2 separate regions of the Homo sapiens genome follow, and region 1 is linked to region 2. Evidence: read pairs that join two places in POLR2A ChIA-PET (ENCODE). Cell type or tissue: Panc1. All regions are shown on one strand. Each heading gives the region's core, and the rest is flanking DNA. Links, peaks and the distances in the headings are about the cores only.

Evidence for each region. ChIA-PET counts read pairs that join two places held together with the same protein. Peaks named below come from ENCODE experiments on the same cell type or tissue, not always from the same donor. Only the 100,000 strongest peaks of a DNase experiment are listed, where the experiment ranks them.
Region 1: POLR2A ChIA-PET joins it to region 2 with 7 read pairs; 3 of 35 experiments call an interaction of 5 or more read pairs at or near these places.

Annotation. Positions count from the first base shown.
Region 1 is chr17:801,386-815,518 of GRCh38, forward strand. It overlaps NXN (nucleoredoxin), which reads right to left. Exons shown (of 8, transcript NM_022463.5): 6 at 3,683-3,862; 7 at 2,297-2,421. Among named protein-coding and RNA genes, the nearest start is that of MRM3, 26 kb to the left of the region's middle. In Panc1, for the core only: no CTCF peak of the experiment used is centred there; no DNase peak of the experiment used is centred there.
Region 2 is chr17:943,102-958,527 of GRCh38, forward strand. All of the region lies in intron 1 of NXN (nucleoredoxin), which reads right to left. Among named protein-coding and RNA genes, the nearest start is that of NXN, 29 kb to the right of the region's middle. RefSeq lists enhancers at 3,097-3,989, 3,990-4,881, 6,667-7,559, 12,041-12,541 and a silencer at 12,632-12,860. In Panc1, for the core only: no CTCF peak of the experiment used is centred there; no DNase peak of the experiment used is centred there; H3K4me3 peaks cover 444 bases; H3K27ac peaks cover 6,183 bases.

The DNA.
Region 1 (14,133 bases), core at 36-8,035, 140 kb before region 2:
ATTTATTAGCATCAACACCATTTTAATACGTCCTCAGCATTTTAGAAATGTCACATTCTTTTTTTTTTTTTTTTTTTTGAGATGGAGTCTCGCTCTGTCACCCAGGCTGGAGTGCAGTGGCACGATCTCGGCTCACTGCAAGCTCCACCTCCCGGGTTTAAGCAATTCTCCTGCCTCAGCCTCCTGAGTAGCTGGGACTACAGGCGCCCACCACGCCCGGCTAATTTTTTACATTTTTAGTAGAGACGGGGTTTCACCATGTTGGTCAGGCTGGTCTCCAACTCCTGACCTCAGGTGATCCGCCTACCTTGGCCTCCCAAAGTGCTAGGATTACAGGCGTCAGCCACCGTGCCAGTCTAGAAATGTCATAGCCTCTGATTGTTTATTTTTGTAACCAACTGTCAATGATTTGCAGCCCCACTGTGGGTTATCTGAGGCCAATCTGGACTTCAACTCTGGAATGTTTTTAAACAGAGACAGCTCGCTGTGTTCCAACTCCCACCCCTGTGGTTTCAGGCAGGACAGGAGCTGCACAGCCAGCCAGTTCAGAAGACAGCGCTGCTTAAGCACTGTGGAAGCTTACGCTGCCTCACTACTTATCTGAGAAAGAAGCTGGCACTTTATCCTACATTCCCAGCAGCTGTCCTGGTGAATTTCCCTAATAGCAGACATAGCCTCATGCAGACACCAAGGCAAACACAGAAATCCAAAGACAAGGAGAAAGGATTTGTAAGGGAGCTACTTTTTTTTTTTGGAGATAGAGTCTCTTTCTGTTGCCCCAGCTGGAGTGAAGTGGCGCAGTCATAGCTCACTGCAGCCTCCACCTCCTGGGCTCAAGCAATCCTCCCACCTCAGCCTCCTGAGTAGCTGGGACTCTAGCCATGCAGCACCATGCCTGGCTAATTTTTGTACATTTTTTGGAGACACAAAAGTCCAGCCCAGCCAGACGGGAGCCAGCAAACTGCCTTGGAGCAGCCCCTCGTCCACTCTGAACCTTGCCTCCCTCCCCTGTGAAACAGGACAGCGACTACGTTCCCAGCCAGAGAGCCAGGAGCGAAGGAGACAGCCCAGGTGAAATATGCGGCTCTGTGCCTGGCGTACAGAAAACCTGCAAATGCTCCTTCCAGACTTGACACCTCTCAAGGCCGCCCCCGCCCGTGCCCGGCCCCTGCTGTGCTGCAGCCATCTTTTCTCAGAGCCATTCTGCAGGGGTTGGAGTCACTGCATGCCGCGCAGCCTCCCTGGGGCTGGGCTTGGTGTGCAGTGGCCAGTGCCACCCCGAGGCAGGGCCTGTGAACCTCTTTGCTCCCCTCCACCCCCGGGCTGAGCAGGTGACTGGAGCCGCCTGGGAAGGACCCAGGTGCTGGGCTGGGCAGGGCCGGGGGCTGAGGTGATGAATGGGTGGCACAGGGTGTCTGGCTGCCGCCTGCCTCCTCCGTGCCTCTCCTGGGATCCAAACACAGCGTGAAATCAGCACAGGGCTCTGACCAACTGGAGGTACAGATGGGTGGATGGAGGGCAGGGGGCGGCCTCCAAAACTGTCTGTCAGTCAGTGGGGTGGGGTGGGGTGGGGAGGTGGCAGCGCAGGCATGGAGGAGGCTCCTGGGTTGGAGGAGCTCAAGAATGAGAGCCTGCACCTGTGCTGAGTCGCGGAGACGCCCGTCTGCAGGGTGCAGGGTGCAGGGTTCCAGGCCCTGGATAACTGGGTACCTGCGGGAGGGCGCTCTGCTGAAAGCCCCACTTTCCCACCCTGTGAAGAGTCTCCTGCCTGGTCCAGCCCCGCTGGAGACCTCAAAGGGACAGCCTGGGTGAAACAGACGGGGAGCGGCAGCAATTTCCAACCTCAGCACTCACCGGGCCGGCTGGGTGACCGCAGGTATAAGCAGTAGCCCCAGCCAGGATCCCTCTGATGAGATCGGCCCACTGCAGCCAGCGCGGAGGCACGAACCCAGCATTTTGTAAAGACTCAAGGGCCTGGTTGTGACCCAGGAGGTGTGGATCACACTTTGCAGCCACGGCCACTCTCCCCAGCCGCTCAGGCGGGAAGCAGCCTGGGGACGGCTCCCTGCTGACCTGAGGCTGCCGAGCATGGACGGGAAGAGGAAGCAGCAGGGGAGGGAATGGTTTTCCATGGCGAATGGCTACCTTTCCTTGCCACATTTGTCTGTGGGCTCTCTCAGAAGCACAGGCAGCCCTGACCCTGGGGTCCTTTCAGGCAACCCTGGGGCCAGGATCAGTCCTGTGCCAGAAGTCCCAGCTGAGCCAGCCCTGGGCCAAGCCTCTCCTCCGCACTCACCTCCCCGGCTACGAAGAACAGAAGGGGTGCCTCCTCCTCTTTGGCTTTGTACTTGGCAATGATTTTCTCAGCTATCGGCTGAATCAGCTGCTTGGCCGCCTCGGACTCTCCGTCATCCTCAGAATCTGTGATTGGGTCGGGGGTAGAAAAAGACGGGGAGAAAAAGCACTGGCTTGTCAAACAGAGCGGCACCCGCCGAGGGGGCCTGAGCTGCAGAAACGCCCGCCTGAGCGGCCCCTGAACGGAAATGAACTTCCCCTTGGATGCAGGTCTTGCTCCCCGCATGCATGGGTGTGTGTGCACATGCGTCCCAGCAGCAAAGCTCACAGTGCTCTCCTGCACCGGGCTCCCCAGGAGGAACCTGCCTCACTGAGCAGCTCTGCTCTCCCAGGTAGACAGTCTTCCCATTGAATTCCTCACAAACCCGCCTGGGAGGCTGAGCTTCCCCTAAGCCAGGACCTGAGGCGCCTGCTAGTGTTTCTCTCAGCCACAGAATGAGAAGCCATGACCTCCGACCTCCGACTTCCCAGTGAAAATGGCAGAAGAACTGGTGGTGAGCGGGAGGGGGTGAGGACTGTGGTCTGGTCAGCGGCTTTTTTTTTTTTTTTTTTTTTTTTTTGAGACAGAGTCTCGCTCTGTTGCCCAGGCTGGAGTGCAGTGGTGCCATCTGGGCTCACTACAACTTCTGCCTCCCCGGTTCAAGCGATTCTCGTGCCTCAGCCTCCCGAGTAGCTGGGATTACAGGCGTGAGCCACCACACCCAGGCTCGTACAGTGATTTTGAGTTGTTGGAGGGGAGCCACAAGTCCAAGGCAGAGGGCCAGGTTTTGCAAAAGGAACCAGGGTCATCCCATCAGACTGCAGGGAGCCTGGCATGGATGCGCCTGTGTCCCCCTGGCCCGGCTGGGCAGTTACCCACGGAGCTCAGACTGGGTGAGATGGGAGACGGGGAGGTGCAAGCGAGGACAAAGGAGCCAAGGCAGCCACCGGGCTGGAGCAGCTCTTCAGAGCACAGAGGATCCGCAGAAGCAGCCTTGGTGAGCCTCGGCCAGAGGGGCCCAGCCCCTGCAGCTGCCGTGTGTGCCACCCGCCCTTTCCAACAATGGGTCTGCGCATGGGGGCCCCGAGGGCATCCTCCCGGCCTGACCTATTCTGCCCAGCTGGCAGCTGGGGAGCAGCTAGGAGGGAAAGTGCAGCTGCAGCTCCCACAGGGGCCAGCCATGAATAAATCATTGGGGTCAAAAGCAAGGCTTCAGGGAGAGACAAAGGCCCAGGCTTGCACTGCTGGTGACAGAGAGAAGCGGCAGGGACAGGCTCCTCCCAAGTGAGGCCCCTCCTGTCCCGCCCCCCAGCCACCCCTCGCCCCCTGCCCCCGTGAGCTTCATACCTACAAAAAGGACGAGGCAGGGGCCCTCGTTAAGCTGCGCGGCGTTGGAGTCGGAGAGCTCCAGCACGGGCTTGGGGTGCCAGGGGAACTCCCGGCAGTCCTCGTCGTTCAGCACCTCCACCCGCCCCTGCCGCGTGATCACCTCGCCCTGCGGGTCCAGCATGATGAGCGTGGGGATGCCTGCAGGGAAGAGGGGGTGCTTGGCCGCTGGCCCGGGAGATGCTGGCCCTGCCTGGCAGGAGGCTCGCGGGGTCCAGCCCGGGGTCCCCCCGACCGTGGTGGAGCCCACCGAGGACCTGGTACAGGCTCACAATGAAGAGGCCAGGTCTAAAGTCACAAAGCCTGGGGAGAATCCAGGCCTGGCCAGGGGGAGCCATGGAACCCCCTCGGGTCAGCCTGTAACCTGTCACCTTCGCCTTTCAGGGCCTCAGGATCCTCAGCTGCAGCCTGATGAGTGTGTTGTCGTTCCTACCTTATTCCGCTACAGAAAGATCAATGAGTTCATGCGGTTAAAGAACTTAGAGTTTGGGAGGCTGAGGTGGATGGATCACTTGAGGTCAGGAGTTGGAGACCAGCCTGGCCAACATGGTGAAACCCCCGTCTCTACTAAAAATACAAAAACTAGCTGGGCGTGGTGGCGGGCGCCTGTAGTCCCAGCTACTCGGGAGGCTGAGGCAGGAGAATCGCTCGAACTCGGGAGGTGGAGGTTGCAGTGAGCCAGGATTGCACCACTGCACTCCAGCCTGGACAACAGAGCAAGATTCTGTCTCTAAACAAATAAATAAATAAATAAGAACTTAGCACAGGGTCATGGCGCATCGGAGCAATCACTCACTGCTGGTCTCCCAAAGACACAGAAGACCTTCCCCAGCTGCTGGGGGTCAAACACGGAACAGGCAGTGCAGTGACCACACGGCGGACTTGCTGTGGCCACCGATGCAAGACGGGTCCTCGCCCGGCCACAGTGAGCGCAGGGCCAGTGCCGCCGGGGGGAACCTGAGGCTGGCCGCACCGGAGACTCGAAGAGGAGGACAGCTGACTGCAGCCCCCGCCGTCTGCACCCCAGCCCTCCCCGCTCCCCAGGGCTGCAGCCCCCGCCGTCTGCACCCCAGCACAACCCCCTCCCCAGGGCTGCAGCCCCCGCCGTCTGCACCCCAGCACAACCCCCTCCCCAGGGCTGCAGCCCCCGCCGTCTGCACCCCAGCTCCCCCCTTCCCCAGGGCTGCAGCCCCCGCCGTCTGCACCCCAGCTCCCCCCTTCCCCAGGGCTGGGGAAGAAAAGTAACAGAAAGCTTGCCTGCAAACCAGAAACCGCGCAACCCCAGCCAAAAAGCCTTCAATGAAAACTCAGAGAAAGCCCCACTCTGGTCAAGGTGCACGTGGGTTTTCTGTGTCTCTGTTCTTTTTACCCCACTCCCCGCAGCCTCTCCTCCAGCCAGGGCTACAGGCCCCCACCCACGGCCCACCCTTCGGGGACCTTTGTCTCTCCACTGGCAGCCGCTCCCCCCACACCCTGCACGTTCCAGACGCCTCTCCTCCTGGGCTGCCCAGAGCCTGAATTTTATGTGAAAGTCAGAGCAATTTAATATTTATAGATTCCCAAGGATTCGGTCAGTAATTTGCTCCGCTGACATTCTCCTTCCCTGTCGGGGGGATGCCGAGGTACCAGACATATGGCCCTCGTGTTTCGTACCCTGCTGCGGCCACCAGCACCGCGGGCGTGCCTGCCTTCGAAAGGAATCAACGAATCCATTATGTTCACACCTATGAGACAAAGTGGCTGATGTATCAGGGAGTGGGTCCAGAGAGAACAGGCTCTTGAGAACAGCCACTCCGACATCACACACACTCACATACACACACACACACACACACACACACGCACGCGCCCACACACACATGCGGCCGGCTCTCACTGGGGATTTTCGGGTGTGCTCAGCGTGGACAGTGCCCGAGGAGCTGTGTGTGCTGCCGCACAAGAAACCTGGGCATTTCCAGCCACATCCTCAGGCTGCATTTTATCCCCTGAGGCCGGGGTCCATGCCCGCTGTGTCCATCCATGAGGCTCGGGGGCTGGTCTCGAGGCTGCAGCCCAAAGGGAATCCGGGCCAGGGACCACCACAGGGACAGCTGGCCGCACAGGAGCCCCTCCACATCACCACACACCCTTCTCAAAATCCCCCCGGCAAGGTCCTTCCTCAGAGTAGGGTGTTTCTGAAATTGGGCAATTATGAGCACTGGGGTAAACCAGAGCCCCTGCTGCTGTGACAGGCCCCGCGGCCAGCCTGCGTGTGCCCCGGCGTGGGATGCCGAGTGGGTCTGTGGAAGAGAGGCAGGCACGGGGGACGGGGAGGGAGGAGAAGCCAACCTGAAGGCAAAGCTGCCCATTTCCCGGCTCAGCGCCTGGGGCTCTCCGAGGGCCTCCTCCAAGCGGCCTTTTTCCTGACTGTGGCTGCAGCCTCTTTTGAGTCCGTGCCTGCGGGGCCCAGGACAGCATGGCGAGGACACGGAGCCCCCACCTGGCTTCTGAGGAGCACTCAGGGGCTTCCCCGAGGAACGGCTCCTCCTAAGACGAGGTGTGCCGGGACGGGCCGTGTTGGGCCGCGTGACTGTCTGCATAAGCAGAAACCAACTTGGGCCCAAGGAAGCCACTCGTGTTCGGCCCCTGCACGGGGGAAAGCACCCATGTCTGCTGTGCCAGGCTGCCTCCCCTCAGCTGGTCCTGACGAGCTTGGCCTACAGCCATGACGAGTGCACATCCCTCCAAAGGTGAACCAGGGGCGGGAAACGGAACTGGCTTCTGCGGCCGTCTGCCCTGTGCTAGGCACGGCACAGATGGCACTGGCTAATCCTTATCACAGATGGGGCGGGCAGCATCAGGATCCCCCTAACAGATGGTCAAGGTGACCCCCAGGTCACCCAGCCAGGCAGTGGTTACAGTAGGGATGGGGGTCACCCAGCCAGGCAGTGGTTACACTGGGGACAGGACCCTGATCCACCTGTTGCAGAAGCTGCTGCTCTTCCTGCCAGGCCGTGGACGCTTCTGGGGTCCTCACAGCACCTGCGATGGGGACTGTCTTAACCAGGGCGGGGAAGTCCTGTACCTGCAGCTTTCTGCACCACCCACCTCCCTCTGCTCCTGGGGGAGAAGGCTGAGACCACAGCCACCATTTCCCTTTCTCCCCCTTCACACACGCCCTGTTCCCCCAGCCCTTGAAGCAGGTTCTCTGAAATACACATTTTTTTTTTTTTTTTAGACGCAGTCTCCCTCTGCTGCCCAGGCTGGAGTGCAGTGGCGCGATCTCGGCTCACTGCAAGCTCCACCTCCCGGGTTCAAGCGATTCTCCTGCCTCAGCCTCCCAAGTAGCTGGGGTTACAGGTACACACCACCACACCCAGATAATTTTTAGTAGAAACGGGGTTTCCCCATGTTGGCCAGGATGGTCTCGAACTCCCGACCTCAGGTGATCCGCCCACCTCGGCCTCCCAAAGTGCTGAGATAACAGGTGTGAACCACCATGCCCGGCCAGTGTAAAACACTTATTAGCAGAGTACCTGGTATATTGATATTGTAAGTATTCTATAAGTATTGGCTATTATTATAAACCAGTTTTTTTTTTTTTTTTGAGACAGAGTCTCACTCTGTTGCCCAGGCTGGAATGCAATGGTGCGATCTCAGCTCCCTGCAGCCTCCGCCTCCTGGGTTCAAGTGATTATCTTGCTTCAGCTTCCCCAGTAGCTGGGATTACAGGCACCCGCCACCACACCTGGCTCATTTTTTTAATTTTTTAGTAGAGACGGGGTTTCACCATGTTGGCCAAGCTGGTCTCAAACTCCTGACCTCAAGTGATCTGCCCGCCTCGGCCTCCCAAACTGCTGGGATTACAGGTGTGAGGCACCGCACCCAGCCATTATATTCTTTTAATCACCCCTAAACTGATTATTTGGCTCGTGAGAAGGCAGACATACGGAAAACTGGGAGCTTGCTCTAGTGAGATCAACAGAGTCCTCCGTGATGGGCTGGAAGAAGTTAGCTAAAGAAGCAGAAAGCAGAGACACTGTCAAGACCGTGGTGAGGGTTCCGGCAACAGTGTGATGTCTGCCAAGGGTGGGGTTGGCGTGCTTTTGCTTCCACCATCCCAAGCTACACTCCTGGGCTTGGAACACGGACTCTAAGTTCCTAGAGAGGGCGCAGCCCTGAGTCCCCTGCTCTGTGACATGAGTGGCGCCTACAGACCCCTTTCACCGTCTCCCTCAAAACACACAGAAGAGTCAACTCCAAACTCTCTTCTCCAAGGAGGAGCCTAGTTGCAAGTATTTAAAACCATCTCAAAGCCAGGTGCGCCGAGACTGTCCCACGGTTTAGTCTGGTGACTTTTCCACTGCCAACGAGACACGGAGTTTTGAAGCAGGTGGGGGCTGGGGCAAGGAAGCTGAAGGGGTCCAGGACCCTGGGAGGCAGAGAGGAGCGGGCAGGGCTGTGACCCAGCCTTCTCTGCATCTGGATGGCAACGTGATCTGAGGCAGCCAGGAGGAATTACCCAAAGATTGCTGGGAGCTGGGAGGAGCAATGGAAGGAAAAGCAGGTTCTAGGACAGAAAGAGCTGGTGAGGACGCACCAGCAGGCAAAATATTAAGTGATCATGAAAATGGTCCTTACAAAGACCATAGCGACACGGCAAATTTTTGCGCCACACTGTTTAGTAAAAACTGCCGAGCGCACAGTGCCGTGTGCATGTGACGAGTCCGTGTGAGCGGCGGGCACCTTACGAGCCAGTGCGAGCGGCGGGCACCTTACGAGTCAGTGTGAGTGGCGTGTACGTTAAGAGTCCCTGTGAGTGCCGTGCACGTTAAGAGTCCGTGTGAGTGGCGTGTACGTTACGAGTCTGTGTGAGTGGCGTGTACGTTACGAGTCTGTGAGTGGCGTGTACGTTACGAGTCTGTGAGTGGCGTGCACGTTAAGAGTCCGTGTGAGTGGCGTGCACGTTACGAGTCCCTGTGAGTGGCGTGCACGTTACGAGTCCGTGTGAGTGGCGTGCACGTTACGAGTCCGTGTGAGTGGCGTGCACGTTACGAGTCTGTGACTGGCGTGCACGTTACGAGTCTGTGACTGGCGTGCATGTTACGAGTCTGTGAGTGGCGTGCACGTTACGAGTCCGTGTGAGTGGCGTGCACGTTACGAGTCTGTGAGTGGCGTGCACGTTACGAGTCTGTGAGTGGCGTGCACGTTACGAGTCTGTGAGTGGTGTGCACGTTACGAGTGCATGTGAGTGGCGTGTACGTTAAGAGTCCGTGTGAGTTGCTGCTGAGGCAGGAATGTGGGTGGGATGACAGCGAGATATCTATGTCTAGTTACGTTTTCTTTAACGGCAGCCTATTTAGCTCGTTAACATCAGATGAAAATCAGAACTGAAAGGCCGTGGGGGTGAGATGGGATGACAAACACCAACCAATGCCCAGAATCTGTTCCTCGGATCCTTCCGTTCCTCCCTCCTCCCGGCTCCCCCAAAACACTCCCCTGCTTAGAGAGTTAAGGAAAGGAGCCGGGCACGGTGGCTCACACCTGTAATCCTGGCACTTTGGAAGCCTGAGGCAGGTGGATCCCCTGAGGTCAGGAGGTGGAGACCAGCCTGACCAACATGGTGAAACCCCGTCTCTACTAAAAATACAAAATTAGCTGGGCGTGGTAGCGCACCCCTGTACTCCCAGCTACTCAGGAGGCTGAAGCAGGAGAATCGCTTGAACGCGGGAGGCAGAGCTTGCAGTGAGCGGAGATCTTGCCACTGCACTCCAGCCTGGGCGACAGAGCGAGACTCTGCCTCAAAAAAAAAAAATTAGACAAAACACATAAAAGAGAACTGCAAAACCGCTCTAAAGGTCTCGAGGCAGCCCCTCTTCTGGTTGAAACATGCAATCTCCAAATGTTTCATTTTTATATAAACAGATTCTGCCTCAAATCCATTTTTTTGAAAGGGGCAAAGGAAGAGAGTCAAGGAAGGGAACGGGATGAGGAAGGAGGGAAGCAGAAGAGGAAGAAAGAAGGAGGCGGAGAAGGCAGAGCGGGAGGAGGTGGCACAGGAGGGAAGAAGGAAAACAGAGAAGAGGATTCAACGCTGGAGGAGCAAAGGGCCCTCACCCCGGCCGCCCGGCACCTCTAGCTGCTTCCGCATCTGCTCCAGGCCCTGCACAGCCCTCAGGCCGTCCGCCCTCCCTGAAGGTTGGGCCACGGGAGCCAAACCAGACAGGGCCCCTGGCCTAAGAGAGAAGGGGCTGTAAACCTCCCTGCAAAGAGTGCCGTGCTCCCTGGCAGCCGAGGATGACTCAGACAACTGCTAACGGGGTCTGTCTTCTGCCAGGTGTGTTGACAACGGTCTCCTTAGAAAAAGAATTTTCAGCACTGCACACGGCTGCACATTCCCCAGGCTGCGTAAAGCCCCGGGGTTGGGGGGGGGGCAGCACTCTGGAAGCCAGTTATTCCCACGAGACCAGGAGGTGGGGGGACGCCAAATGCCAGGTCCTTGGTGAGCCCAGTGGTCCTGTGGAGATGGGTCACACAGCCCGGCTCAGCCCAGGGCACCGAAGGAAGCCGGTGGCCAGCCTGTCAGCGGCAGTGGGACTTTGGCCAGGCCGGCCTGGGGCCCAAACTCATCATCAAGACCACGGCAGAGGCCGCCACCCTGTGAGATGGACAGCTCAAGGGCACAGCCTCGAGGCCCCGACTCCCCCACCCGTACCGCCCCCCAGACACCTCAACGCACTGGCAGCATTTGGCAGGCCCCCTTCACTCGGCAGGGTGATTCTCAAAACCCCAAGATGCTTATAGGACTCCGGGTTGTGCGGTTACCCAGTTCTGCTTTTTTTTTTTTTTTTTTTTTTTTTGAGACGGAGTCTCGCTCTGTCGCCCAGGCTGGAGTGCAGTGGCAAGATCTCGGCTCACTGCAAGCTCCGTCTCCCGGGTTCACGCCATTCTCCTGCCTCAGCCTCCCGAGTAGCTGGGACTACAGGCGCCCGTCACCACGCCTGGCTAATTTTTTGTATTTTTAATAGAGACGGGGTTTCACCGTGTTAGCCAGGACGGTCTCGATCTCCTGACCTCGTGATCCGCCCGCCTCGGCCTCCCAAAGTGCTGGGATTACAGGCGTGAGCCACTGCGCGTGGCCTGGGTTACCCATTTTCACCCGAGCCTGTCAGAACACTCTGCCCTCACATGACTCAATCCACAAAATGACCAGCAGATCAAGCCACTGCCCCAGTGTAAGTCCAAAGACAGGCCAGGTGGAGGCGGCTCCCTTTGGGTGCAGGCAGGGGGTGTACCTGGCACTGCTCTGTGAAGGAATCTTTATACAAGCTCTTCAGCGGGAGAGAAACAAGTGAGATGGGACTGAGACCCCAGGGCACAGACAGACTCAAACAGGGAGCAGGACGTCCCCAGAGAAGCCCCACAGGATGTGCAGACCAGACACTCCAACAGCCAGGACCCTGCAGAGCGAGTGTGTGTGTGAGTCTGTGTGTGCACGTGTGTGTGATGGCGCGAGTGTGCATTGTGTGAGTGTAGGTGAGTGTAGGTGTGTGTGAGTGTGCATGTGTGTGACTGTAGGTGTGTGTGAGTGTAGGTGTGTGCACATATGAATGTAGGTGTTTGCATGTGAGTGTAGGGTGTGTGAGTGTAGGGTGCGTGAGTGAGAGTGTGCATATGTGTGAGTGTAGGTGTGTGCATGTGTGTAGGTGTGTGTGCGTGAGTGTAGGTGTGTGTGCGAGTGTGCATGTGTGAGTGTAGGTGTGTGCATGTGTGTAGGTGTGTGTGGGTGTGTGCGCACATGTGAATGTAGGTGTGTGCATGTGTGACTGTAGGTGTGTGCGTGTGTGAGTGTGCATATGTGTGAGTGTAGGTGTGCATGTTTGTAGGTGTGTGTGCACATGTGAATGTAGGTGTTTGCATGTGTGTAGGTTGTGTGCACGCGTGTGTGAATGTGTGAGCGTGTGTGTGCGTGTGTTCACACACCTGGAACACGTCCACTGAATGACACTGGAAGCCGTAACCACGGAATCACACAAAAGCTCAGAAATATTCAGAATTCAATCAAAAATACTGGTCAGAGTTTTGTGACGCTACAAAGCTTATGAACGAATGCACAGTTCCTTCAGAGGTATTTCGGCCCAGCCTGGCCACATTTAAATATCCTCAGAGGCAAAGAAAGGCAAACTCCCATCAAGGGATGGTGCAGTCTAGGGAGGGTGGCTGGCTTCTAAGACTAGAGAGAAGCCAGAACTGATACCAGTGAAACCAGGGACTGAGTGAGACGGGCTCTGAAGGAGAAACGGCCCCCGGCTTGGAGGACAAGGACAGGGCACCACAAATAGGGCCATCGACGCGGACGGAATGCCGCACGTGGGGCTCAGCCCAACCTCGAAGCGCTGAGAAGGCGCTTCCAAAGTGATATCCCTGGAATGATATAATGATTTCCTTAATACGTGAGCATCTTTCAAAACTAGGAGGATCTGGAATTAAGTTTAGAAGTATGAATCAAACTCATGCCACTGACGTTTCTGTGTGTCAAGAAGTGCATGCATATTTGGTATTTAACTTCAGCATTTTTTTTTTGTTTAAGAGACTACGGCCGGCCGGGCGCGGTGGCTCACGCCTGTAATCCCAGCACTTTGGGAGGCCAAGGCGGGCACATCACGAGGTCAGGAGTTTGAGACCAGCCTGGTCAAATGGAGAAACTCTGTCTCTACTAAAAATACAAAAATTAGCTGGGCGTAGTGGCAGGTGCCTATAATCCCAGCTACTCAGGAGGCTGAGGCAGGAAGATCGCTTGAACCCGGGAGGCAGAGGTTGCAGTGAGCCAAGATTGTGCCAATGTACTCCAGCCTCTGGGTAACAGAGCAAGACTCTGTCTAAAAAAAAAAAGAGCCGGGCACGGTGACTCATGCCTGTAATCCCAGCACTTTGGGAGGCCAAGGCAGGCAGATCACATGAGGTCAGGAGCTCAAGACCAGGCTGGCCAACATGGTGAAACCCTGTCTCTACTAAAAATACAAAAAGTTAGCCAGGTGTGGTGGTGGGTGCCTATAATCCCAGCTACTCCGGAGGCTGACGCAGGAGAACGGCGTGAACCCGGAAGGCAGATGTAGTGAGCAGAGATTGCGCCACTGCACTCCAGCCTGGGTGATAGAGTGAGACTCTGTCTCAAAAAAAAGAAAAGAAAAAAAGAAAAAAGGCTGTCCTAGGGTACCTTATTAGTTTCAGGTGACCCCCTGGCCTGAGCGTTGGCCACCAGCAATACCGGCAACCCACGGGCCCTCACATCCAGGAAGGAACTCCGTACCTCAGAGAGGAAGATTCTGCTCCACGGATGATGAGGTGCTGGGAAAGAAAATGCCTCTATGTGGAAAGGCCTCCTGACCCAATGGAGCAGCAGAGAGGGGGCGCGGCAGCAGCTCCACTCTAAGTGACAAGTGTCCGTCTTCCAGGCCCTCGTACGAAATGACACGTACTCGGACCAACACTGTCGTGTTCGTGAAGACGTCATCACACTCCGCTCCTCAGATATGCCCAACTGTCCATCTCATCCTGTCCACTCAAGGGCAGCACTGGGCCCCTCTCCTAGTGACTTCCCGTGGAGCTCAGTACGGAGAGTATGGGATGGTTAGCACGCACTCAATACATCAAATCCGGCCGGGCGCAGTGGCTCACGCCTGTAATCCCAGCACTTAGGGAGGAATTTCACTCTTGTCACCCAGGCTGGAGTGCAGTGGTGTGATCTCGGCTCACTACAACCTCCGCCTCCCAGGTTCAAGTGATTCTCCTGCCTCAGCCTCCCGAGTAGCTGGGATTATAGGTGACCACCACCACGCCTGGCTAATTTTTGTATTTTTAGTAGAGATGGGGTTTCGCCATGTTGGCCAGGCTGATCTCGAACTCCTGACCTCAGGTGATCCACCCACCTCGGCCTCCCAAAGTCCAGGGATTACAGGCGTGAGCCACCATGCCTAGGCAGTAGTTACAAATTCAGCTGAGTCTTCTAGGTGCTAAAGCAAAGAAAATAATTGTGGTTCATAATGAAATTCAAAGTATACAAAAGATAAAAACAAAAGCCTGCCACCCGGTAGGTTTTGAAGGCGATGAGGCACTCACAGTTCAGCTGACATCCATCCATATGATGAGGGCCAGTGTCCACTCTAGATCCCTAAGCTCTGTAGGTTTTGAAGGCGACAAGGCACCCACAGTTCAGCTGACTTCCATCTGTATGATGAGGGCGAGTGTCCACTCTAGATCCCTAAGCTCTGTAGGTTTTGAAGGCGACGAGGCACTCACAGTTCAGCTGACACCCATCCGTACGATGAGGGCGAGTGTCCACTCTAGATCCCTAAGCTCTGTAGGTTTTGAAGGCGATGAGGCACTCACAGTTCAGCTGACTTCCATCCGTATGATGAGGGCGAGTGTCCACT
Region 2 (15,426 bases), core at 3,074-11,073:
TCCCTGCACCAACATACTTCATCGTTTTAAAATAACCGTCGGTTTCTTAAGGTAAATATTAATGTTAGCCCCTGCGCAGGCATCATCATTCTCTCTCTCGACTAAAATGTTTGTGAACTTTAAATCTGTCAACTGAGGTGCTTGTCCTGCATGAAGTTACCCAGCGAACCACCGACTCCCAGCTCTGTATGAACTACCCAGGTTCGAGGACCTCCAGAGAAAGGTCACCAACAGGGAAAGGAGGCTCCACGGAGGTCGACTGGCCAGAGGGTTCTAAGGTCACAGAGGGAAGGCCCAGAGAGGCCCCGAGTGATGACCTCAAGCACGTCTGTTCCCCACGTGCCGTAACTTTCTAAGTTACTCTGCCCAGCCTTGAGATCCCAAAAAAAAGTAACATCTGGTCATTAAATCATATCTTTCTTCAAAAGAATATTACCGGGCTGGGCACAGTGGCTCACGCCTGTAATCCCAGCAGTTTGGGAGGCTGAGGCAGGCGGATCACTTGAGGCCAGGAGTTCAAAACCAGCCTGGCCAACATGGTGAAACCCCGTCTGTACTAAAAATATAAAAATTAACCGGGCTTGGTGATGCACGCCTGTAATCCCAGCTACGACTCGGGGGGCTGAGACAGGAGAACTGCTTGAACCCAGGAGGCGGAGGTTGCAGGGAGCCGAGATCGCGCCACTGCACTCCAGCCTGAGTGACAGAGTATGACTCCGTCTCTAAAAAAGGAAAAAAAAATGGTGAAGACAGTAAATTATGTTATGTATATTCTACCACAATTCTTAAAATAATGTTTTTTAAAAGTTGTTTAACTCGACAATCCTTCTCCTAAAAAAAAAATAACAATATTTGGCCGGGCACGGTGGCTCACGCCTGTAATCCCAGCACTTTGGGAGGCCAAGGTGGGTGGATCACCTGAGGTCAGGGGTTCGAGACCAGCCTGGCCAACATGACGAAACCCCGTCTCTACTAAAAATACAAAATATTAGCTGGGTGTGGTGACGGGTGCCTGTAATCCCAGCTACTCGGGAGGCTGAGACAGGAGAATTGCTTGAACCCAGGAGGCAGAGGTTGCAGTGAGCCGAGATGGCGCCACTGCACTCCAGCCTGGAAAACAAGAGCGAAACTCCATCTCAGAAAAAAATAAAAAAATAAAAAATACCAGCTACGCAGCCTGTTTATTAAGCTTCCATAATGAGAGCTTCCAATCCAGGTGATTTGTGTTCCTGTCTCGTCCATATTGGCCCCAAACTCCAAGATCAAATACGCTTCTCTGACTTCAAAGCTGAAGGTTTCCGCAGGTCCGTACCCCCGTCCGAGGACTGCCTCCAACTGGAGCTGTTTTCCCAGTCGGCTGCAAAGGCCCTGCGCTGTGTTCACCAAGCGTGGGGCTCCCTCTCAGCTGAGCAGATGGCAAAGGGGCAAATGTAAGGTAGATTCTGTTTGTTTATTTGTGGCAAATAGCTCTGAAGGACCAGCCCTTTTTTCCTCTCATCTCTGGCAAATCATTCAGTTCTGAAAAAGTTCCTTGGCCAGCAAGCCAGCCGGTAGGAGGAGGGCGGAGAAAACCAGAAAGGGGAAGAAACTCCTTCCTCATCTCCACCTCAAAAACACCAAGCTTTGTTTTGGGATTCCAGTGAGTTTGTATCCCTCACTCTTGGAAATTAAACCGGTAGAAAAATCCAGAAAAACTTGGGCAGAGGTCAAAAATTGTTAAATCGTGGCCAACGGGGTCAGTGTTTTCTTTCAAGCAGGGGCCACACTGAGGGAAGATTTAAAAACCAACAATAACAAACCGTGGAACACCTACGAACTGTGAAACACACCGAGAAGAGAAAACTGGGTACATAATGGATTTTTCTAAAATGGGGTAGGATTTTCTAAAAAGGGCTCCGCAGAGGAGAATTCTCACAAGGGTTGCCTCCGTCATCAACATGCCAGGCAAGTGCATGGAGGATGGTGGGCAGCAAGTATTTCTCTTTATTTTTTATTTTTGAGACGGAGTCTCGCTCTGTGGCCCAGGCTGGAGTGCAGCGGCACAGTCTCGGCTCACTGTAACCTCCGCCTCCCGGGTTCAAGCAATTCTCCTGCCTCAGCCTCCCGAGTAGCTGGGACTACAGGCGCCCGCCACCACGCCCGGCTAATTTTTGTATTTTTGGTAGAGACGAGGTTTCACCATGTTGGCCAGGCTGGTCTCCAACTCCTGACCTCAGGTGATCCACTCGCCTCGGCGTCCTAAAGCAGTGGGATTCCAAGTGTGAGCCACTGTGCCCTGCCCCCAAGTGGATCTTAAAAACAACCCTGGGGAATAGATAAGAGTTTCCCCCATCCTGGCTAACATGGTGAAACCCCGTCTCTACTAAAAATACGAAAAAAATTAGCCGGGCGTGGTGGCGGGCGCCTGTAGTCCCACCTACTTGGGAGGCTGAGGCAGGAGAATGGCGTGAACCCGGGAGGCAGAGCTTGCCGTGAGCCGAGATCGTGCCACTGCACTCCAGCCTGGGCGAGAGAGTGACTCCGTCTCAAAAAAAAAAAAAAAAAAAGTGTTTCCCAGATGACAGAGTTAGATGTTAAACATCACAAAGTCGGTGGATATTAAATGTATGATTGTTTTCATATCTTTAGCCCCAAAATAATAAATGTTCAGTGGAGATGTCCAAAGCCAGGCCCAATGCCTGGGGAGCTTCCACTGCTTATCTCTCTCCTGAATCCAGAGTATTCTGCCCTTCACAGAAGTGCTGATCGTTCAGAGATAACCCACCAATCAGGTGTGCCTTTAGGGTTAGGCCAGCAAACCACAGGCTGCCAGCAAACCACAGGCTGGAAACTGGGAATGTCCTTGGGGTCCTGGGGCCTTGGCTGTTCTCACCCTTTCGGCCACAAAAAGGCTCTTTCTTGGCTGCCAGAGACCCTCCCTGGGGTAGAGAGGGAGAAGGAGAGGGAAAGGGAGAGAGAGAAAGTGAGTTGGGGGAGCTGGGTAACTAAAAGACAAGGAGTTGATGTATTCTAGGCGCTTGAAAGTTCAGAAGACTATCTCTTTTTTTTTTTTGAGATGGAGTCTCGCTCTGTTGCCCAGGCTGGAGGGCAGTGGCGCGATCCCTGCTCACTGCAAGCTCCGCCTCCCGGGGATCCCTGCTCACTGCAAGCTCCGCCTCCCGGGTTCAAGCGATTCTCCTGCCTCAGCCTCCTGAGTAGCTGGGATTACAGGCATCTGCTATCGCACCCAGCTAATTTTTGCATTTTTAGTAGAGATGGGGTTTCACCATGTTGGCCAGGATGGTCTTGATCTCTTGACCTCGTGATCCGCCCGCCTAGGCCTCCCAAAGTGCTGGGATAACAGGCGTGAGCCACCACACCCGGCCAAAGGCTGTCTCTTCTAATTACTGAGGTTTTAGAACCATTTTCCTCAACTCTCCCTCTTGCAAGAGTCCGTAGTGGGTGTGCTCAAGACCTGAGCTTGAGTTATCATGCCCACTAACGCCCTGGCTGAGAAGTTCCCACCAAAAGACAGCGGTGACATTTGCTTCCCAAAAGTCCCAAAACCACGCTCCCCGTTAGCCTCGGCGCCTCACAGGGAAAAAGAATCGGCTCTGGAGGGACGACCCCCCGCAGCGGGCGACTGTACCGCTGACGGGCTCGGCCAGCACATCTCCGCATCGCTGGGCCTCAGTGTCCTCACCTGGAAAATGGGGGTGATCACGCCAACGTCACAGAGTCCTTGGGAGAATGAAATGAGGCAATGCCTAGAAGGTGTCTCCACTGCAGTCCCTGGCACGGGGAGGTTGCAGCCTTCTGTGGCAGCCTTGGCTGGTTATCACGCAGTTCACAGCTTCAGGGCCAGAGCACAGATCCTGGTTCAGCCACGTATCAGCAGCACAACCGGGAAAGCCAGTCGGCCCCACGGTGCGTCCTCCAGGGGCCGCATGAGGAGAGACGATACACGCCAGCACTCAGGGCCCAGCACGGGCCCCCCACTCAGTGAAAAGCATCCTCTCACTCTTAGGCTTGTCATGATCATGCACCGGCAGCGTCCCCCTCGGTTACGAACCCCATTCTAGATGACAAAGCACTAGTAACCCACGTACAGTAGTGGCTGAAAAACCGTCACAGGAATCATCCTCAGGGCCTTCGAGGTCACAAGCGTGACGGGGACGCGCAGGTGCTGATGTGAGATGGACTCTGTATGTGAATGAGGCTAAAAGACTCACTTTCCTAAATATTATGGGCAGACATAATGGGGCTACACAGGCATTGAGCTGATTTTACACAGTTATGGACAATGGGCCCTCTGTACCCACAGGTTCTACATCCACGGATTCGACTAACCCCAAATCAAAAATATTCAGGGCTCGGCGTGGTGGCTCACACCTGTAATCCCAGCAATGCAGGAGGCCGAGGTGGGCGGATCACTTGAGGCCAGGAGTTCGAGACCAGCCTGGCCAACAAGGTGAAACCCCATCTCAACTAAAAATACAAAAATTAGCCGGGAGTGGTGGCACGTGCCTGTAATCCAAGCCACTCGGGAGGCTGAGGCAGGGGAACTGCTTGAACGCAGGAGGCAGGGGTTGCAGTGAGCCGAGATCCTGCCACTGCACTCCGGCCTGGGCAACAGGGTGAGGCTCCCTCTCAAAAAAAAAAAAAAAAAAAAAAGGGCCAGGCATGGTGGCTCACGCCTGTAATCCTAGCACTTTGGGAGGCCGAGGCGAGCTGACTGTCTTGAGCTCAGGAGTTTGAGACCAGTCTGGGCAACACGGTGAAACTCCGTCTCTACTGAAATACAAAAAAAAAAAAAAAAAATTAGCTGGATGTGGCAGCGTGCGCCTGTACTCCCAGCTACTCGGGAGGCTGAGGCAGGAGAATTGCTTAAACCCGGGAGGCGGAGGTTGCAGTGAGCAGAGATGGCACCACAGCACTCCAGCCTGGGTGACAGAGACTCTCTCTCAAAAACAAAACAAAACAAAAAAATCAGTAAAAAGAATTTTTTAAAAAAATGTAAAAATACAAATAAAAAATAAAATACAACACAGCATAACGACTATTTACATAGCAATGTATTAGATGTATTAGGTATTACTCATAATACATTGTATTAGGAATTATAAGTAATCTAGAGGTAATTTACAGTACACAGGATTACCCCATTTACCCTGGTGTGATGATCACACGTTGTATGCCTGTATCAAAATATCTCACGTCCACCATAAATATGTACACCATAAAAATTAAACAATAAAGAAAGAAAACAAAGGAAACAAAACAGAAAAAAAAGAAGAAAATAATAAAGTAAATTGGAGATGTACACGGGTTATATGTAAATGCTATTTTATATCAGCAACTTTGGCATCACGGGATCTGGGTACTGAGGGGTAGGAGCGGCCCTGGGACCACCTGCCCACAGGCACTGAGGGACGGCTGTGGAACTGTACAGGGCCCGGCCCTGCGCTGGGGACCTAGCGGTGAACAAGCAGCCTGGGAAAGGAATGTTTAAAAGCTCCCGGGCGACTGAAGATCAGCCAGGGGTGAAAACCATCACTCGGTGCTTCACGGAACAAACGCTTGAGGCAAAACCTAAGACAGCTGGGTCCCAACGCGGGGCCTCACCCCGGCCCGTCCCGCCCCAGCGCTCGGAGGCTGAGAGCAGCATTCTCAGATGGTACTAAATCCACATCCCGGGACACGAGGAAACAGCAGGGCCAGGGCACGGCCTCCTCCTCTCCCCGCGGCCTCCTCCTCTCCCCCCTGCCTCCTCCTCTCCCCGCGGCCTCCTCCTCTCCCCCTGCCTCCTCCTCTCCCCCCTGCCTCCTCCTCTCCCCCCTGCCTCCTCCTCTCCCCCCTGCCTCCTCCTCTCCCCCCTGCCTCCTCCTCTCCCCGCGGGCTCCTCCTCTCCCCCCGGGCTCCTCCTCTCCCCCCGGGCTCCTCCTCTCCCCCCTGCCTCCTCCTCTCCCCCTGCCTCCTCCTCTCCCCGCGGCCTCCTCCTCTCCCCCCGGCCTCCTCCTCTCCCCGTGGCCTCCTCCTCTCCCCCCTGCCTCCTCCTCTCCCCGCTGCCTCCTCCTCTCCCCGCGGCCTCCTCCTCTCCCCGCGGCCTCCTCCTCTCCCCCCTGCCTCCTCCTCTCCCCGCTGCCTCCTCCTCTCCCCGCGGCCTCCTCCTCTCCCCGCGGCCTCCTCCTCTCCCCCCTGCCTCCTCCTCTCCCCGCTGCCTCCTCCTCTCCCCGCGGCCTCCTCCTCTCCCCGCGGCCTCCTCCTCTCCCCCCTGCCTCCTCCTCTCCCCGCTGCCTCCTCCTCTCCCCGCGGCCTCCTCCTCTCCCCGTGGCCTCCTCCTCTCCCCCCTGCCTCCTCCTCTCCCCGCTGCCTCCTCCTCTCCCCGCGGCCTCCTCCTCTCCCCGCTGCCTCCTCCTCTCCCCCCTGCCTCCTCCTCTCCCCGCGGCCTCCTCCTCTCCCCCCTGCCTCCTCCTCTCCCCGCTGCCTCCTCCTCTCCCCGCGGCCTCCTCCTCTCCCCCCTGCCTCCTCCTCTCCCCGCGGCCTCCTCCTCTCCCCCCTGCCTCCTCCTCTCCCCGTTGCCTCCTCCTCTCCCCGTGGCCTCCTCCTCTCCCCCCTGCCTCCTCCTCTCCCTGCTGCCTCCTCCTCTCCCCGCGGGCCTCCTCTGTTAGGACCCACCTCCCTGCCTCAGTCTGGAAAGGGGCAGCCACGTGAGGACCTCTGAGACCCTGGAGAGCCACTGGGCTCAGCCTGGAGCAGTGGGGGCTGGGGTGGGAAGACGCCATGCATTGTTCAGCCCCAGCATCTGCCTGGGCACCTTCTGGTAACAGTCATTTGGCCAGCAGCTTCTCGGGGGCTAACGGTCAATGCCAGAAGCAATTAGCCCCAGGTCCTGGTCCTCCTTGGAGCCAAAACAATTAGTAGGCTGAAGACAGCCTGATGCTTAAGAAATCACTTTTTTAAAAAGGAAAAAAAGATTGCTTAAAAGAAGCCCCTTAACTCTGAAGGCAGTTCCATCCACCTTACAAATTCGGTGCCCTGTGAATACACATCCATGGGTCACAGCAGGGAATCTTTTTAACTAGAAAAAGAGCAGGAGAAGGAATTCAGATCAACATCACGGACTGCAGCAGTAAAGCTGGTGCCTGTTCGCCCCTTTCCCCTCCAGGCAGGAAAGAATCAAGGAAGAATTTCAGAATCTTTTTATACAAGAAAGGGATTCGGTGGGGGAAGGGAGTGGGTACAGAGATGAAGAACTTTAGGGTTTGCTATTTCAAGCTTAAAATAAATCCCAACGAGAAAGGATCCGAAGGCTTGGTTTTATTTTTAAGATCTTATCCAAGGCAGGGAACTATATCTGGTTTTCAGGGGTGTGTGGGGTGCAAACGGCCGGGCCAGCACAGTCATTTCATCCCCTGTCGATTCCCCAAAAGCAAAACCAAAGCTCAGCATGTGCTTCTAGAACTTTCTATATCTGGTGTTCAGGGGTGGGTGGGGTGCAAACGGCCAGGCCAGCACAGTCATTTCATCCCCCGTCCGTTCCCCAAAAGCAAAGCCAGAGCTCGGCATGTGCTTCTAGAATTTTACAATCTTGAATTACGGCTTCAAAATAACTCACATTCCACTATAAGGAGGCTCAGAGGATGCCACCGAGTGGACGGACGTGAGCAGGACCACAGAGACAACCCAGTGGGACACGCAACACTGTTCCCAAGATGTTAGCAGGGGAAAGAGTCGGACGAAATGGCGAAGTGTTTGGCACAAAGAAGACCAACAAATGACACACCAAGCCAGTAAAGACACCTCCGTAAGAAAGACACATTCCTCCCCAAATCTACTTTAGGAGCTACTGCTGTCAACTCTTGACTTTCTGGAAGTCTAACTAGTACAAGGTCCAATCCTCAATCGCTTATGAAACAAAATCAGAAAAAACCGGGTAGAACCCTAGTACTCCGCATTATAAAAAGCACTTCCGGCCGGGCACGGTGGCTCACGCCTGTAATCCCAGCACTTTGGGAGGCCGAGGCTGGCAGATCTTTTGAGGTTAGAAGTTCGAAACCAGCCTGGCCAACATGGTGAAACCCTGTCTCTACTTAAAAAAAAAAAAAAAAAAAAAAAAAAAAGCTGGGCGTGGTAGCGGGCGCCTGTAAGCCCAGCTACTTGGGAGGCTGAGGCACGAGAATTGCTTGAACCCGGGAGACAGAGGTTGCAGTGAGTTGAGATCACACCACTGCACTCCAACCTGAGTGACAGAGTGAGACTCCATCTCGAAAAAAAAAAAAAAGACTGAACAGCTTCTCTTTAGAACTTTCTAACACACCCCCAGGTGGAGGCCAGTGTTGCAACGATCGCACGAGGGACCAGAGGGTAATTCTGCAGCCTGATCTCTCTGTTGAGATGCTCACGCTCTCTTTTTGCAGACATGATGTGGTTAAAGCCAGGGTCTTTCTCAATCAATACATTTTAAAAATGCGAGCTGGGGGCGGGGGCGGGGGTTGGGGGCGGGAGGGTCTGTCAGCTGTGTGGAGACAAACCTCCTGATCCAGGCGCTCTCTGGCAGAGGCGGGCAAGCCCCACTTCCATGTATGGAAGTGAATGAAAGCAGTAAAACCTCAGGCATGAGTCTGGGCAGGGCTGGGGGTGGGGGCCGGCATTCCTCCCAGCAGGGCCAGCCCCAGAGGGGCGGGCAGCAGGAACCTTCACCTGGGGTCCCGTGGGTATTTCCCTGGGAGAGCCACAGGGGCAGAGAGGACGGGAGGCAGGAAAGCAATGAGCTCGGCACACTCAGTAGACGGAGGGCACCCGGGAAGGGGAGCTCAGCCTCCCCGAGAATGCACCAGAGCCTGAGTCCTGGAAACCAGGGCCACGCAGCTCCCGCCTGCCCTGACCTCAGTCCCCTGGAATGCAGAATTCTCCACGGTCAGCCATCCATCACCACCGCTCCCTCATGGCCAGCGCTGAAAGAAGGGGCGTTTCCGTTTTTGTGGGGGGCGGTGGTGGTTGTGGTTTTTGTGGTCTGAGAAACTCATGACAGTTACCCACCTCCTGCCAGGACAAGGCCACAGGAGGTTGCAGAAAATTCAGGTCACACTGTGGGGGGGCTGGGGTCAGAGAGACCAAGGTTGGAACCCGGCAGGTACCACGGACGGTCACACTGTGGGGGGGCTGGGGTCAGACAGACCAAGGTTGGAACCCGGCAGGTACCACGGACGGTCACACTGTGGGGGGGCTGGGGTCAGACAGACCAAGGTTGGAACCCGGCAGGTACCACGGACGGTCACACTGTGGGGGGGCTGGGGTCAGACAGACCAAGGTTGGAACCCGGCAGGTACCACGGACGGTCACACTGTGGGGGGGCTGGGGTCAGACAGACCAAGGTTGGAACCCGGCAGGTACCACGGACGGTCACACTGTGGGGGGGCTGGGGTCAGACAGACCAAGGTTGGAACCCGGCAGGTACCACGGACGGTCACACTGTGGGGGGGCTGGAGTCAGAGAGACCAAGGTTGGAACCCGGCAGGTACCACGGACGGTCACACTGTGGGGGGGCTGGGGTCAGACAGACCAAGGTTGGAACCCGGCAGGTACCACGGACGGTCACACTGTGGGGGGGCTGGAGTCAGACAGACCAAGGTTGGAACCCGGCAGGTACCACGGACGGTCACACTGTGGGGGGGGCTGGAGTCAGACAGACCAAGGTTGGAACCCGGCAGGTACCACGGACGGTCACACTGTGGGGGGGCTGGAGTCAGACAGACCAAGGTTGGAACCCGGCAGGTACCACGGACGACAGGTTCCTGCTGCCCATCCCTCTGGGAGGAATGACGGCCAGCAGAGCCAGGACCCACTTCTCCGTCCTGGAAGACGCAATGAGATAATACATGAAAAGCAGTAACAAGGTGGTCCTAGAGGGGTCCTAGGCTACCCCGTGTTAAAGATGAGAGCCATGAAGACCACTTCAAGGTGGTCCCTGGAATCCAGTGAGGGGCTCAGTCCACAGAAGCCATGACTGATGATCATTATCATGGAACCCTCCAGCTCAGGGAATGTCTGAGTAGCTCCCTGAAGTCCAAACGGAAGACTATGACCCTTGGGAGGCCGAGGCGGGCGGATCACCTGAGGTCAGGAGTTTGAGACCAGCCTGGCCAACATGGTGAAACCCCATCTCTACCAAAAATAGAAAAATTAGCCAGGCATGGTGGCTCACGCCTGTAATCCCAGCTACTTGGGAGGCTGAGGCAGGAGAATCGCTTGAACCCAGGAGGCGGAGGTTGCAGTGAGCTGAGATCGCGCCACTGCACTCCAGCCTGGGAGACAGAGCGAGACTCCGTCTCAAAAAAAGAAAAGACTATGACCCCCCTCCCACCACAAGCAGGACGAGGCACCTCGGATGCCCCACACCCCCTGTCCCTGAGGACGAACTCTAAGGAACAGGAGAAACATTTTTATAACTTCCTCGCGCCCAGCATAAACCTGTTAGGATTCTCCAGCCAGGCCCAACCTTATAAACCTATGTCAAGTTCAAACTATACTCTCAACAGTTGTACTTATCACTCCACAGAGAATTCACACTCCCTTCTCTAAGGAGTCCAGAGTGAGACAGAGGCTCGTATCTGTCATCCCAGAACTTGGATTGCTTGAGCCCAGGAGTTCAAGACCAGCCTGGGCAACATAGTGAGACCCCCATCTCTAACAAAAATTTAAAAATTATCTGGGCGTGGTGACACGCGCCTGTAGTCCCAGCTACTCAGGAGGCTGGGGTGGGAGGATTGCTTGAGCCCAGAGGTTGAGGCTGCAGTGGGCCATGACCGTGCCACTGCACCCCAGCCTGCGTGACGGGTGCGGGAGGATGATGGTGCATGCACGTGGTCGTGTGGCTCCGTGCTGCGGCTCCTCTCTGTCTAGCAAAGTGCAACTCTCAACTCCAAGGAGACCTATGCTGGGTTTCACAAAGTACTTGAAAGCACACCAAGATGATTCTTGAATAACTGGCATTAGACACGATTCTCACTCCTGGCCAGGCGCCGTGGCTCATGCCTGTCATCCAAGCACTTTGGGAGGCCGAGGTGGGCGGATCACCTGAGGTCAGGAGTTCGAGACCAGCCTGGCCAACATGGTGAACTTCCATCTCTACTAAAAATACAAAAAAACTTAGCCAGGTGTGGTGGTGCACGTCTGTAGTCCCAGCTACTCAAGAGGCTGAAGCAGGAGAATCCCTTGAATCTTGAAGGTGGAGGTTGCAGTGAGCCGAGATCGCACCATTGCACTCCAGCCTTGGTGACAGAGCAAGACTCCATCTCCAAAAAAAAGAAACGCTTCCCGCTCCTAAGTTTTGGGATACCTAAATTCTCTCTCGAGTCAAGTGGCAGGTCTGACCCGGCAGCCTCCCTTCCAAATTCTCCAGGCTCAGGGCAAGCACGTGTCCGGGGCTGTCCTGCACCAACTTTTTGTTTTTCTCCTACTCAGGCATATTCGACCTCCCTGCTCAGGTTCCAGTGACTTCCTCAGAGCAACAGGGCTGATTCCCACGACCCCAGGCCCCAGGGCCGAGTGCCAGGTGCTCAGGTCGCAGCTGTCCCTCAACACCACTCGGGAAGGGGGCTAACTGCCCGGACGGGCCCCAGGATCACGAGCCTCCTCTCCTTCCCTGATGGCCCAACAGGAAAAAGTACTGTGGCTGCCAAGCCATCTGGATGGAATGGAATGGCTCTCTACCAGTTAGGGGCCGCATCGGCCTAGACTCCCAGATTGAAGCACCTGACCTTCTGTAAATTCCTTTCTTTACATTGCACATATTTCAGCGCTGGTATTCCCCCTCTTAAGAGCTCTGAGCTGTTGTCCAGTGAGGTAACATGTTTGTTTTTTCAGCCCTGGGTTACAGCCACTCGAGGCTTTCCACATAGGAGGTCTGCCCCGCGTCCCGGGCCTGACCCCAGCCCTTCCACAGGAAAACAACTCTGCTGTCAGGAATGAGCCCCCGCGACGGGGAGAGTGGTCTTTTCTAGAGGCTGGGATATGTAAACTCACACGGGAAAGATGGGCCTGTGGTATTTCCCTCTTTTCCAGCATGCTCATCTCTTTCTTTTTTTTTTTTTTTTTTTTCCTGAGACAGAGTCTCGCTCTGTCACCCAGGCTGGAGTGCAGTGCTATGTTCTCAGCTCACTGCAACCTCCGCCTCCCGGGTTCAAGCGATTCTCCTGCCTCAGCCTCCCGAGTAGCTGGGATTACAGGCATGCGCCACCACACCCTGCTAATTTTTTATTTTTTTTAGTAGAGATGGGGTTTCACCATCTTGGCCAGGCTGGTCTCGAACTCCTGACCTCAGGTGATCCACCCGCCTCGGCCTCCCGAAGTGCTGGGATTACAGGCATGAGACACTGTGCCTGGCCTCATCTCTTCTCTAAGAGCAAAACTTGGCAAAGTCTGACAGACACTGGTTGGACTTCTTTTAAAGGCTACCAGGAAAACTGCCAAGAAATATGACTGGCCCAGCCAGACGCGGTGGCTCACGCCTGTAATCCCAGCACCTCGGGAGGCCGGACGCGGTGGCTCACGCCTGTAATCCCAGCACCTCGGGAGGCCGAGGCGGGCGGATCACAAGGTCAGGAGATTGAGACCATCCTGGCTAACACGGTGAAACCCTGTCTCTACTAAAAAAAAATACAAAAAAAATTAGCCGGGCGTGGTGGCGGGCGCCTGTAGTCCCAGCAACTCGGGAGGCTGAGGCAGGAGAATGGCGTGAACCCGGGAGGCGGAGCTTGCAGTGAGCCGAGATTGTGCCACTGCACTCCAGCCTGGGCGACAGAGCGAGACTCCATCTCAAAAAAAAAAAAGAGAGAGAGAGAGAAATATGACTGGCCCAGCCATACAGAGGCTGAGAATCTGGAGGCTGGTCTGCCATCTGACCGCCTCCTCCCTGAGCCTCAGTTTCCCTGCCTGTCAAAGAAGACTGTGGCCACATAATCCCCCTGTCCTTTCCAGGGTATCATTCAGTGACTGCATTGTTCAATATTTTGAAATAAGGGCATTTAATTATGATGACAGCACCAATAAACACTGAGACTCACCTTTCTGCTTGGAATTCCAAACCTCTTCCCACCGGAATCCCGCCAAGCCTTCAACTCTCCATCCAAACCATTCATTCTTTCTTTCAATAAACACGGTGCCAAGTATTTACTAATAAGAGGTGTCGAACGTGTTAAGTAAGAAGGACACAAGGAGGAAAGACAGTTTCTCTGCCCTCAGGAAACCATCGGGTCTCGTGGAACAGAACAGTGGTCACCGTCTTCTGGCCTTTTCCTCTGTGCCCAGCACTATGTTCAGGGCTTTTTATTTTTATTTATTTATTTTGAGACAGAGATTCTCTCTTGTCACCCAGGCTGGAGTGCAACGGCACAACCTCAGCTCACTGCAACCTCCACCTCCCGGGTTCCCGCCATTCTCCTGCCTCAGCCTCCCAAGTAGCTGGGACTACAGGCGCCCGCCACCACGTCCGGCTAATTTTTTGTATTTTTAGTAGCAATGGGGTTTCACCGTGTTAGCCAGGATGGTCTCGATCTCCAGACCTCAGGTGATCCGTCCACCTCAGCCTCCCAAAGTGCTGGGATTACAGGCGTGAGCCACCGCGCCTGGCCAAGAGCTTTTTATATCAGTCATCGTCTTAAACCTCCACCGCAACCTGACAAGGTGGACGCTGCTATCGTTCCCACTTTACAGATGAGGAAGTGGGGTTAAAGTAACTTGCCCAAGATCTCAAAGCTGGAGAGCGGGAAAGATGGATCAGAACCAGGTCATCCAGGAGAGAGGCTGGCCCCTCCGTTCTCAGAGCTCCTGCGGGCAACTCCAGCCCTTTTAGAACCAATACCATGGTCATCACCCAGAAAAAACTCTAAATTTATAGGTATATATATTTCATGCCTTATCTCCCCAGCTTAATTATAAACGCCTTTGAAAGCTGGGACTGAGTCATTTATTTCTCTGCATCCTGACACTGCCTGAGGCCAGTGAGATGCTCAGAAAACATGTGACCAGCAGGGGCCTGGCGGAGCTGAGACAAGGCAACAACGTGCAAAGGTGATTTGTGTAATATGAGCACATACGATGAAAACATCTGGCTTGAGAGCGTCCTCATCCCTGTCACCACCCCCCTCCCCCAACACTACGCCGTGTGGAAAACACCTAGAGGAACTTCCTCTACTTCACACACAGAAGCCAGGAACCCCCCGGGATCTTCTCTGCACTCTAAGGAAGCTGATAGAAAATGCATTTCTGGGCCGGGCGCAGGGGCTCACTTCGGCCATCCCAGCACTTTGGGAGGCCAAAGCGGGTGGATCATGAGGTCAGGAGTTCAAGACCAGCCTGGCCAAGATGGCGAAACACCGTCTCTACTAAAAATACAAAAATTACCTGAGCGTGGTGGTGCACGCCTGTAGTCCCAGCTACTCGGGAGGCTGAGGCAGGAGAACTGCTTGAACACGGGAGGTGTAGGTTGCAGTGAGCCAAGATCAAGCCACTGCACTCCAGCCTGGGCGACAGAGCAAGACTCCATCTCAAAAAAAAAAAAAAGCATTTCTGCAACCCGGCCCAGCAGAAGGTTCTTTGGTTTGAGTGTGGCCTCCTTGGTCAAAAGCACCTGTCTCCTATCCCGTCAAGGAGGTCAAACCTCCTTGGTACAAAAAGCACCTGTTTCCTGTCCTGTGGCATGTCTGGAACCCAGACTCTCTTTCTCAGTCCAAGCCCAGACCCGAGAGAGGCAGCTCTCACCTTGCAAACAGACCCCCGCAGTCAGCTTCTCAGTCTTCACACAGAAATCACACCTCCACGTCAGCATCGCCCAGAATGTATGTTCCTGGGGCTCTGCCAAGGGAACCTCTGTTTTCCTCACAGAACGTGAAAATGTTTCCACGGAGCACGGGCAGCCCCCATCACTCATCAGGTTCCAAACATGCATCCTCTCGCTCCATCCTATACTTAGGCGCCTCGGCAGGATCAAATGAACCCTCTCCGTCTCAACTTTCCCCTTCCTTCCCACACGGCTATTTATATCTGGAATATCTCTCTGTCTTAATCCACTGGACTACCCTCCCCCTCGTTTGAAAAGGTCACTTGCACATTCTTCTTTCCAGAAGGCTTTTCTTGCAGGAGGTGGCTGCCAGCTTGTCCCTTCCCCGGTGCCTCTGCCCAACAAGACATGACGGTGAGCAAGGTTACTCATCTTCCGAAAATGCTAACGTGCTGACTGGGGCTAACCCTACGCTAAAGCAAAGCCTTCAAAAACTGGAAGCAGCAGGGCGCGGTGGCTCGCACCTGTCATCCCAGTGCCTGGGAAGGCTGAAACAGGAGGATCGCTTGAGGCCAGGCGTTCAAAACCAGCCCGGGCAACATAGCAGGACTCCAACTCTACAAAAATTAATCTTAAAAATTAGCTCACTCCTATCATCCCAGCAC